Regions from separate parts of the Homo sapiens genome. Here region 2 is linked to region 1. Evidence: read pairs that join two places in POLR2A ChIA-PET (ENCODE). Cell type or tissue: B cell. All regions are shown on one strand. Each heading gives the region's core, and the rest is flanking DNA. Links, peaks and the distances in the headings are about the cores only.

Region 1 (5,379 bases), core at 282-5,281:
GGGCATCTCATGCTACAGGTCACACCTTGAACCCTAATAAATGATCCAGTAACACCTTGCAGATAGCTGCTCATCCTTCTTCCAGATGTAACAGGACTTCATCATCAACCCCTTTTAAAAACTAACAAAGCAGCCAGACGCAGTGGCTCATGCCTGTAATCCCAGCACTTTGGGAGGCCAAGGCGGGTGGATCACGAGATCAGGAGATCGAGACCATCCTGGCTAACACGGTGAAACTCCCTCTCTAATAAAAATTTAAAAAAAATTAACCGGGCACGGTGGCGAGCGCCTGTAGTCCCAGATACTGAGGAGGCTGAGGCAGGAGAATGGTGTGAACCTGGGAGGCGGAGCTTGCAGTGAGCCGAGATCACGCCACTGCACTCCAGCCTGGGTGACAGAGCCAGACTCTGCCTAAATAAAAAAACAAAAACAAAAACCAAAAAGCAACGAACAAAGTTATTAAGAAGTATCACATGTTCCAGACAGGTGCAGTGGCTCATGCCTGTAATGCTACCACTTTGGGAGGCCAAGGCGGGTGGATCACCTGAGATCAGGAGTTTGAGACCAACCTGGCAAAACCCTGTCTCTACTAAAAATACAATTAGCTGGACGTGGTGGCGGGCACCTGTAATCCCAGCTACTTGGGAGGCTGAGGCAGGGAGAATTGCTTGAACCCAGGAGACGAAGTTTGCAGTAAGCCAAGACTGTGCTACTGCACTCCAGCCTGGGCAACAGAGCAAGATTCCGTCTCCAAAAAAAAAAAAAAAAAAAAAAAGGATCACATGTTCCCTTTCCTTATGCTGACATACAAGGATCTTGGCCAAATGGTTGAGCCCAAAGCAAGGAACTAGGAACAGCATATACTAAGTTGAGAAGACTCAATTTCATGGGCTCCTAAAAAGCTCCATAATGAATAAATGCATAATATCCTTGAGTAGATCTCACACCTCCTGGAGATCCAATTACCTCATCAATAACATGAGTTCCCTGAACTACAGAAATAAAGAGTTTTATGAGCAGATGGGGTGAAAGGGCACTTCCAGAAAGGACATGTACAAATACAGTTTGCCCAATCAGAAAACATCACATTTACGGCAATACAGTGTGGTATCTCCACTTAAGCACTAAGTGGCCTCTGATACCAGATTGATCATAGTTTAACAAGCCGATAGTTGACCGTGTAACTAACAATGGTGTACAGAGAGAAGAACATCACTGTCAACCTTTGCACACACACAGATTCCTACTGCATCACCATCTGCAGTATTGAAGACTGGAAACCTGGACCTCCTCCTTGACTCTTCATTTTTCCTTTATGCCTTGCAGTCACCAAAAGCCTCAGAAATGTCTCCTGAATTCAGTCCCTTGCCTTCATCCTTCAAATCCAGCTGAAATCCTCCCTTGCTAATGACAGCATTAATCCAGGGAATGGCAATCTACAGCCACACAGTCTAATATGGCAGCCACTGGCCACATGTGGCTATTCATTATGTTTTTAAATTAAGGATTTAGATGTTCACCCAATTACAAACTGGTTTTAAATGCTAGGAGGAAAAGAAAAAGAGCAGACAAACTTAAAAGTCACACTTGCAATGTAGCTAGTCCAAATGGGCATGTGTGATTAAGCAAAATACACACTGGGCCAGGCGCAGTGGCTCACACCTATAATCCCAGCACTTTGGGAGGCTGAGGTGAGTGGATCACCTGAGGTCAGGAGTTTGAGACCAGCCTGGCCAACATGGAGAAACCTAGTCTCTACAAAAATACAAAAATTACCTAGGTGTGGTGGCACATGCCTGTAATCCCAGGAGGCTGAGGCAGGAGAATGGCTTGAACCCAGGAGGCGGAGGTTACAGTGAGCCAAGATTGCGCCACTACACTCCAGCCTGGGCGACAGAGTGAGACTCTGTTTCAAATAAATAAAATAAAATAAAATACACACCGAATTTCAAAGATTTACTATCAAGGAAAGAATGTAAAATGCCTCATTAGTAATTTTAAAACATTTATCACATGTAGAGATGATAATATTCTGGATATATTGTTTTAAATAATATTTATTACTAAAATTAATTTCACCTGTTTCTTTTTATATTGTAGCCACTAGAAAACTTAAAATTACACATGGAATGTGTATTTCTTTGGCACACCACCGTTCTACATTGTTCTAGGTCTCCACCTCAGGCCATCTTTCTCTCAAATGCTGCCTCCTGTCATATACCCAAAGCTTCTGCCACATGGACTCTTTGGCCCAGTAACAACATTTTCTTTTGTGTTTCTTTGCCTTTATACATCCTATTCTGACCATAATGTACTTTCTTCCCTCAGTTCCACAGGAAAAATTCCTAGTCATCCTTGTAGAACCAGTTCACTGTTCCATTCCCTCCTGAAGCTTCCCCACATCCTCCGTGCTCCCCATCCCCCTTCAGCATTTGGTCCCCATCTCCATTTCAGAACCGTAGCCATCTAGTTACATTTTTCTCCCTCAAGACTTTTTTTTTTTTTTTTTTTTGAGATGGAGTCTTGCTCAGTCGCCCAGGCTGGAGTGCAGTGGCACGATCTCGGCTCACTGCAAGCTCCGCTTCCCAGGTTCACGCCATTCTCCTGCCTCAGCCTCCCGAGTAGCTAGGAGTACAGGCACCCGCCACCACGCCCAGCTAATTTTTTTTGTATTTTTAGTAGAGACGGGGTTTCACCATGTTAGCCAGGATGGTCTTGATCTCCTGACCTCGTGATCCACCTGCCTCAGCCTCCCATAGTGCTGGGATTACAGGCATGAGCCACCGCGCCCAGCCAAAAATTTCTTAAACTCCTTTTCATTTCAGTATCTCTGACACTGCAAGTGGAGAGTGTCCAGAATCACCTGGGCAGCTTTTCTAAATTGTCCATGCATGGAGGGTCTTGCCCAGCATCTTTTAAAAGCTCCTCAGGTGGTTCATTATCAAAGAGCAACAGCTCAGATTTCTTGAACACTCGCTGCTAGGCAAACACTAAACTCAGTCATTTACGTGCACTCTCACCACATTTCCTCACTGAAGCCTTGTCACCACCCCAGAGGAAGCAGGCACCACTTCCTGACTGGTTCTGAAGCATGACCCTGGTTAAGAACCACTGCCTGGCATAGAGCAAGCATTCCAAACACGTCTGCTGAGTGAATGGATACAGAATCTGGGTAATTCTCAATGCAGGAAAATGAGGAGTTGTTTCGAGGATTAAAAAAAAACACATGGGTTAGTGAATTAAATTCTTGGATTATAAAAAACAGAGGCAAACAGAAAAACGATGGCATTAACAGCCAAATCTAAGGCTGGTTCCTCTTAAGCACCAGCCAAATAGAAAAACCTCTGATAAATCGAGTAAGAAGAAATTTTTAAAAGATGAACTTAAAGATAGGAGGATAAGGCTGGGCACAGTGGCTCATGCCTGTAATCCCAGCACTTTGGGAGGCCGAGGCGGGCGAATCACCTGAGGTCGGGAGTTCGAGACCAGCCTGACCAACATGGAGAAACCCCATCTCTACTAAAAATACAAAATTAGCCGGGTGTGGAGGTGCATGCCTGTAATCCCAGCTACTCAGGAGGCTGAGGCAGGAGAATTGCTTGAACCTGGGAAGCGGAGGTAGCGGTGAGCCGAGATTGCGCCATTGCACTCCAGCCTGGGCAATAAGAGCGAAACTCCGTCTCAATAAAAAAAAAAAAAAAAAAAAAAAAAAAAAAGGAGGATAAACAGAACAGTGAAATATACACACTAGTGTGTTAAGAAATGCAAAAAATCTTAACAAAAAACTTTTAAATTCTAAACTACCAATGTTTACACAAAAAAGCAGAAACCTTTATAATTGAGGAGGAAATAGAGAAAATTGTTGCCAAAACATCTTGTCTATAAAAATCCTGAGTCTAAATGTTTTATAGGTAAATTCTTTCAAAAGACAGAAAAAGGTGAAAAGCAATCTGAATGTTTCTACAAATTAAGGATAAGCATGACACCAAAACCCATCCAAGAGAGTGCTTTCTCTCTGGTGGCTATTTCCCTTAGTAATACAGATATTAAAAAATGATCAACTGGGCCGGACACGGTGGCTCACACCTGTAATCCCAGCACTTTGGGAGGCTGAGGCAGGTGGATCACTTGAGGTCAGAAGTTCGAGACCAGCCTGACCGACATGGTGAAACTCCATCTCTACTAAAAAATCAAAACTAGCCAGACATGGTGGTACACGCCTGTAATCCCAGCTACTTGGAAGACTGAGGCAGGAGAATCGCTTGAACCCAGGAGGCAGAGGTTGCAGTGAGCTGAGATTGCCCTCTAGCCTGGGCAACAAGAGCAAAACTCTGTCTCAAAAAAAAAAAAAAAAGAGAGATCAACTGTATTTTGAAAAACTTATGTATTACAACCAAGTGGAATTTTATCCCAGCATTATGTATAATAGTAAAAATTTCAGAAACAACCTAAATGTTCTCTGAGAAATGGCTAAATAAATTTTGGTACATTCATACAAAGCAATATAATATAGTCATTAAAACTGATTTTAAACAACAACAAAAATAATCCTCATAAAATTTATATGAAATTTAAAATACATTGTAATTAAAAATGTTTAAGGGGAAAAATATGCATAAGGAGAAAAGAAAATTCACCAAAACAAATACAGAGGTCCTAAGGAAGAGGGATCATAAATGACTTTTTTCTATTAAAAAGTCTAGATTATTAAGCAAGTAATACCCAGAATATATAGAGAACTCCTAAAAATCCAACAAAAAACAATTCAAAAATGTGCCAGGAACTTGAATAAACATTTCTCCAAAGAAGATACACAAAGATGTTCAAGAACACTAATTATTAGAGAAATGCAAATCAAAACTACAATGAGATATCACCTCACACTGGTTAGGATGGCTACTATCAAGATAAAACAGAAAATAACAAGGGTTGGGGGGATGTGGATAAATTAGAACCCTTTGTGCACTGTTAAGAATGTAAAAAGATACAGCTGCTATGGAAACAGTATGGTGGTTCCGGAAAAAAATTACCGTATGACCCCGCAATTTCTCTCTGGGTATATAACCAAAAGAATTTAAAGTCAGGTCTCAAAGAGATATCTGTACCCCCACGTTCAATAGTTCAATGCCTCATGTTCATGTTCAGTGCCATAGCAGCATTATTCACAATAGCTAAACATGTAAACAAAGCAAGTGTCTATCAATGGATGAATGGATAAGCAAAATGGAATTGTATTTAGCCTTAGAAAGGCTTTTATTTTAAAGCACTGTATTCAGCCTTTAAAAGAAAGTTCTGATATATGCTACGACTTAGATGAATCTTGAAGACATTATAATAAGTGAAATAAGCCAGCCACAAAAAGATATACTGTGTGATTTT
Region 2 (5,379 bases), core at 66-5,065, 330 kb before region 1:
TGCCCAGCCCCACATTTTTCATGTATCAGATTTGCAAAGATCAAAAAAGTTTGTAACACATTGTGTGGGTAAAAATGTGGGAAAATAGGTACATAAAGCATATCGATCAAAAATTTAAATGCATAAAACCTTTGAACCAATAATTTCAATTCTAGGAATTTTTCCTATGGTAATACTGGTAGTTATGTACAAAGACTTATGGATATTAACTGTAGCATAATTTGTAATAGAAAAAGAATGGAAACAACTCAAATGTGCATCAATAACAGGCTGGTTAAATAAATTACAGTACATTAATATGATGAAATACCATGTACCCATGAAAATGAATGAAATGATCTCCAAGGTACACTGTGTTTTTTGTTGTTTTTCTTTTCAGATGGAGTCTCGCTCTGTCACCCGGGCTGGAGTGCATTGGTGCAAACTCAGCTCACTGCAACGTCTGCCTCCCAGGTTCAAGAGATTCTCTATCCTCAGCTTCCTGAGTAGCTAGGACTACAGGTGTGCACCACCACGCTTGGCCAATTTTTGTATTTTCAGTAGAGTTGGGGTTTCTCCATGTTGGCCAGGCTGGTCTCGAACTCCTGACCTCAAGTAATCTGCCCACCTCAGCCTCCCAAACTGCTGGGATTACAGGAGTGAGCCACTGTGCCTGGCCAAAGTACACTATCAATGAAAAAAAGCAAAATGAAAAGAGGGCATGCTGCATGCTATCATTTAGATAAAAATTAGCACTGGCCTGGCATGGTGGCTCACGCCTATAATCCCAGCACTTCGGGAGGCCGAGGCAGGCGGATCACCTGAGGTCAGGAGTTCGAGACCAGCCTGACCAACGTGGAGAAACCCCATCTCTACCAAAAATACAAAATTAGCCGGGTGTGGTGGCGCATGCCTGTAATCCCAGCTACTCGGGAGGCTGAGGCAGGAGAATCGCTTGAACCCGGGAGGTGGAGGTTGTGGTGAGCCAAGATCGCACCATTGTACTCCAGCCTGGGCAACAAGAGCAAAACTCTGTCTCAAAAAAAAAAAAAATTAGCATTAATTGTACCATCATGTGTATATGTTAATGTATGTGTGTATGCACATACATGTTAATATATACATACATTAACATATGCACATATGATGGTATATGCATAATACACAGAATATCTCTGGAAAGAAATTCATAGCAGTGACTACCTCTGAGGGACTGGAGAACAGGAATGGTAGGGAGACTTAGTTTTCGGTTTACTCTTTTATGCTTTTTAAATTGTTTGCCATGTTAATTTACCTTGTTTATTTAATATCTGCCTTTAAAAACTAACTAAAAACACATGGAGAGAAAAGATAACGAACAAGATGAAACTTGAGTTTCGTATTCTAGCTCTGAGAGCAAGCTGGGCAAATCATTTAGTAGTGGTGAGGCATTCTTTTTTTTTTTTTTTGAGACGGAGTTTCACTCTTGTTGCCCAGGCTGGAGTGTAATGGCTCAATCTCGGCTCACGGCAACCTCCGCCTCCCGGGTTCAATCCGTTCTCCTGCCTCAGCCTCCCAAGTAGCTGGGATTACAGGCATGCGCCACCACACCCAGCTAATTTTGTATTTTTTTTAGTAGAGACGGGGTTTCTCCATGTTGGTCAGGCTAATCTCGAACTCCCGACCTCAGGTGATCCGCCTGCCTCGGCCTCCCAAAGTGCTGAGATTACAAGCGTGAGCCACTGCGCCTGGCCTCGTCATTCTTAAACTGAACAATTAGGTCAGTCTCTTCCACCGGTTTTTATTCATTTATTAAGAAGGCTCCTCACTAAACAATAAACTTAAATATTATACTGCTTTTATCTCAATACTAGAGGAACATTAAAAGTCCTCTTTCTGTAAATAAGCAGATAATCCTCAAATGATCAATAGAAACAAAAAGATTTACCTGGGGGCAGATGTCCCTGTAGTAATTCTCTGGTGAAAGAGACTGCTGGGGACAAGAGGCCAAAATCTTTGCGATCAGGTCACACTTCTTCCAGTCAGCAGCCGTCACCTCAGCATCACTTCCACCAGCTGCTCCCGCTGGCACAATGGAGAGAGATGTTAGCAGCTCACAGCAATTCCCCACAGAAGGTCCCATGTAACAAATTTGTCTTAAAATTTAAGGTAAAATGCATTTATCTTTTCTATTGAAAATAGTTTATTTTTTTCTATAAGATAATCTACCCTTCTATACTTTCCTTTTTATGTTTTTTATTTCTTATTTATTTATTATTATTATTTTTTGAGACGGAGTCTTGTTCTGTCACCCAGGCTGGAATGTAGTGGCATGATCTCAGCTCACTGCAACCTCTTCCTGCCAGGTTCAAGCGATTCTCTTGCCTCAACCTCCCGAGTAGCTGGGATTACAGGAATACACCACCATGCCCAGGTAATTCCTTTCTATTTTTAGTAGAGACAGGGTTTTGCCATGTTGGCCAGGCTGGTCTCGAACTTCTGACCTCAGGTGATCTGCCCGCCTCAGCCTCCAAAGTGCTGTGATTACAGGCATGAGCCACCGCGCCTGGCCTATACGTTCCTTTTGATGCTAGTTTCTGGGAAATTCAGAGAAAAACTAGCACTTAGTCACTATAATGATATTATTCATATAACTGGAATACTAGCTTCACCATGTTTATTACTATTATTATTCTGTCTCCTTGTATGTATCATTTCATTTAAACTGTCTTAAGCCACAGCCGTAGAGTGACAGGGACCAGAATTACTTTACCGTCTTAAGCAATTATAAAATTGGACAAAATATATAAACAATGGTTTCCAGACAGTGGACAACAGGCAGCCCAGGACACTGATCCCTGAGAGAACGGAAGCAAACAAACTGAGCTTGACGACTGCCCTCGTTCACTGACTGGAGAGAGTTTTCAGGCGATAACAATAGCAGCCCAAATGAAGCCTGGCATCTTGTTCAGTGGAAGAAACATAGTTCAGAGTTCAGGGAGGCCAAAGCAGCTGGAATTTTCAGGGCAAAATACCAGAAGGGAGGAAGTTACATGTAGAGAGAGTTCCAAAGATCTGCAAAAGGGTCCTCTCTCAGGTCTTTGGTAGAGTATGATACACGTATGTGTGAGGAAAATACCAAAGCCTGGGGCAATAACCACCAGAAAGGAGTAGGGGGGAACAACCCCCACGGTTCATAAAGGCTGGGAAGAGTTGTGTTCCCACCAGCCAGCCTGGGAGGATCTCCTAATACACAGGGCAACAACTAGAATTCTCAGAAGTCTATTATCTTAGTACAATCTGTATTGTTACACTTAGTACAACACACTTAGTATAATACAAAAAGGGGTTAAATTACCTTAAAGGTTGCTGTAGAACCACACTAACAGAGCTGAAAAGCCAGGATCAAAGGGACTAAACTAATTCCAAGTAACTTAACTGCATTCCAGAACAAAGTCCAACTAAGGAATATAAAAATCTGGCACTCAGCAATGTAGAATAAAAATGTTCAGCATCCAGTCAAAAATTACCAAGCATATCCACATGAGGAATTATTATTCAGTCATAAAAAGGAATAATTTTTATGGAGGACTGATTCATTCATATTATAATATGACTAAACCTCGGCTGGGCACGGTGGCTGACACCTGTAATCCCAGCACTTTGGGAAGCCAAGGCAGGTGGATCACCTGAGGTCAGGCGTTTGAGACCAGCCTGGCCTACATGGTGAAACCCCGTCTCTACTAAAAATACAAAAATTAGCCAGATGTGGTGGTGGGCGCCTGTAATCCCAGCTACTTGGGAGGTTGAGGCAGGACAATCGCTTGAACCTGGCAGAAGAAGGTTGCAGTAAGCTGAGATCATGCCATTGCACTCCAGCCTGGGTGACAAGAGCAAAACTCTGTCTCAAAAACAAACAAACAAACAAAAAACATGAATAAATCTCAAAAACATTATGCCAAGTAAAGGAAGCCAGACACAAAGACCATGTATTGTATGAAATGCCAATACAGGTAAATCCAAAGAGACCAGGAGGTGAAGTAGTACTTACCAGAATCTGAGAGGAGGGGAGAATGAGGAGTGGTGATTGCTAGTGAGTATGAGGGCTTCTTTGGGGGGACATGGGGGGAGGGTTGAGGAAAATGTTCTGGAAATAGATATTGGTGATGACTGCACAGCTCTGTGAATATACTAAACACCCCAAACTGTACTCTTTAAAAAAAAAAAGTGACTTCTGGCCGGGTGCGGTGGCTCACTCCTGTAATCCCAGCACTTTGGGAGGCCGAGGCAGGTGGATCACCTGAGGTCAGGAGTTTGAGACCAGCCGGGCCAACATGGTGAAACCCCATCTCTACTAAAAATTTAAAAAAATATATTAGCTGGGTGTGGTGGCACAAACCTGTAGTCCCAGCTACTCGGGAAGCTGAGGCAAGAGAATCTCTTGAACATGGGAGGCGCAAGCTGTAGTGAGCCGAGATCGCGCCACTGCATTCCAGCCTGGGAAGTTGCAGTGAGCTGAGATCGCGCCACCGTTCTATGGTATGTGAATAACATCTAAAAAAAAAAAAAAAATTACCAGGCATGCAAAGAAGGAAAACAATATGGCTTATAATTAGAATAAAAAAATCAACAGAACCGGCTGTGGGCGGTGGCTCATGTCTGTAATCCCAGCACTTTGGGAGTCCAAGGCGGGCGGATCACCTGAGGTCAGGAGTTCAAGACCAGCCTGGCCAACATGGTGAAACGCTGTCTCTACTAAAAATACAAAAATTAGCTGGGCATGAGGACGCACACCTGTAGTCCCAGCTACTTGGGAGGCTGAGGCAGGAGAATCTCTTGAACCTGGGAGGCAGAGGTTGCAGTGAGCAAAGATCGTGCCATTGCACTCCAGCCTGGGTGACAGAGCAAGACTCTGCCTCAAAAAAAAAAGAAAAAAAAATCAGTAGAACAGACCCCAAAAAAACAGAGATAACAGAATTAGAAGACAAGACCATTAAGACAACTTCTTTTTTTTTTTGAGACAAGAGTCTCACCCTATCGCCCAGGCTGAAGTGCAGTGGCGAGATCTCGGCTCACTGAAACCTCCACCTCCCAGGTTCAAGCGATTCTTCTGCCTCAGCCTCCTGAGTAGCTGGGACTACAGGCACGCACCACTAATTTTTTGTATTTTTAGTAGAGGCAGGCTTTCACCATGTTGGCCAGGCTGGTCTCAAACTCCTGACCTCGTGATCCGCCCACGTTGGCCTCCTAAAGTGCTGGAATTTCAGGCTTGAGCCACTGCGCCTGGCCCATTAAGACAACTATTAAAAATTTGCCCTTGGCCAGGCACAGTGGTTCACGCCTGTAAACTCAGCACTTTGGGAGGCCAAGGTGGGTGGATCACTTGAGACCAGGAGTCCAAGACCTGCCTGGGCAATATGT

Evidence for each region. Peaks named below come from ENCODE experiments on the same cell type or tissue, not always from the same donor. Only the 100,000 strongest peaks of a DNase experiment are listed, where the experiment ranks them.
Region 2: POLR2A ChIA-PET joins it to region 1 with 6 read pairs; 3 of 35 experiments call an interaction of 5 or more read pairs at or near these places.

Annotation. Positions count from the first base shown.
Region 1 is chr16:68,546,812-68,552,190 of GRCh38, reverse strand. All of the region lies in intron 2 of ZFP90 (ZFP90 zinc finger protein), which reads right to left. Among named protein-coding and RNA genes, the nearest start is that of ZFP90, 10 kb to the right of the region's middle. In B cell, for the core only: no CTCF peak of the experiment used is centred there; no DNase peak of the experiment used is centred there; H3K27ac peaks cover 408 bases.
Region 2 is chr16:68,871,818-68,877,196 of GRCh38, reverse strand. TANGO6 (transport and golgi organization 6 homolog) reads right to left here. Exons shown (of 18, transcript NM_024562.2): 5 at 1,907-2,043. Among named protein-coding and RNA genes, the nearest start is that of TANGO6, 31 kb to the right of the region's middle. In B cell, for the core only: no CTCF peak of the experiment used is centred there; no DNase peak of the experiment used is centred there.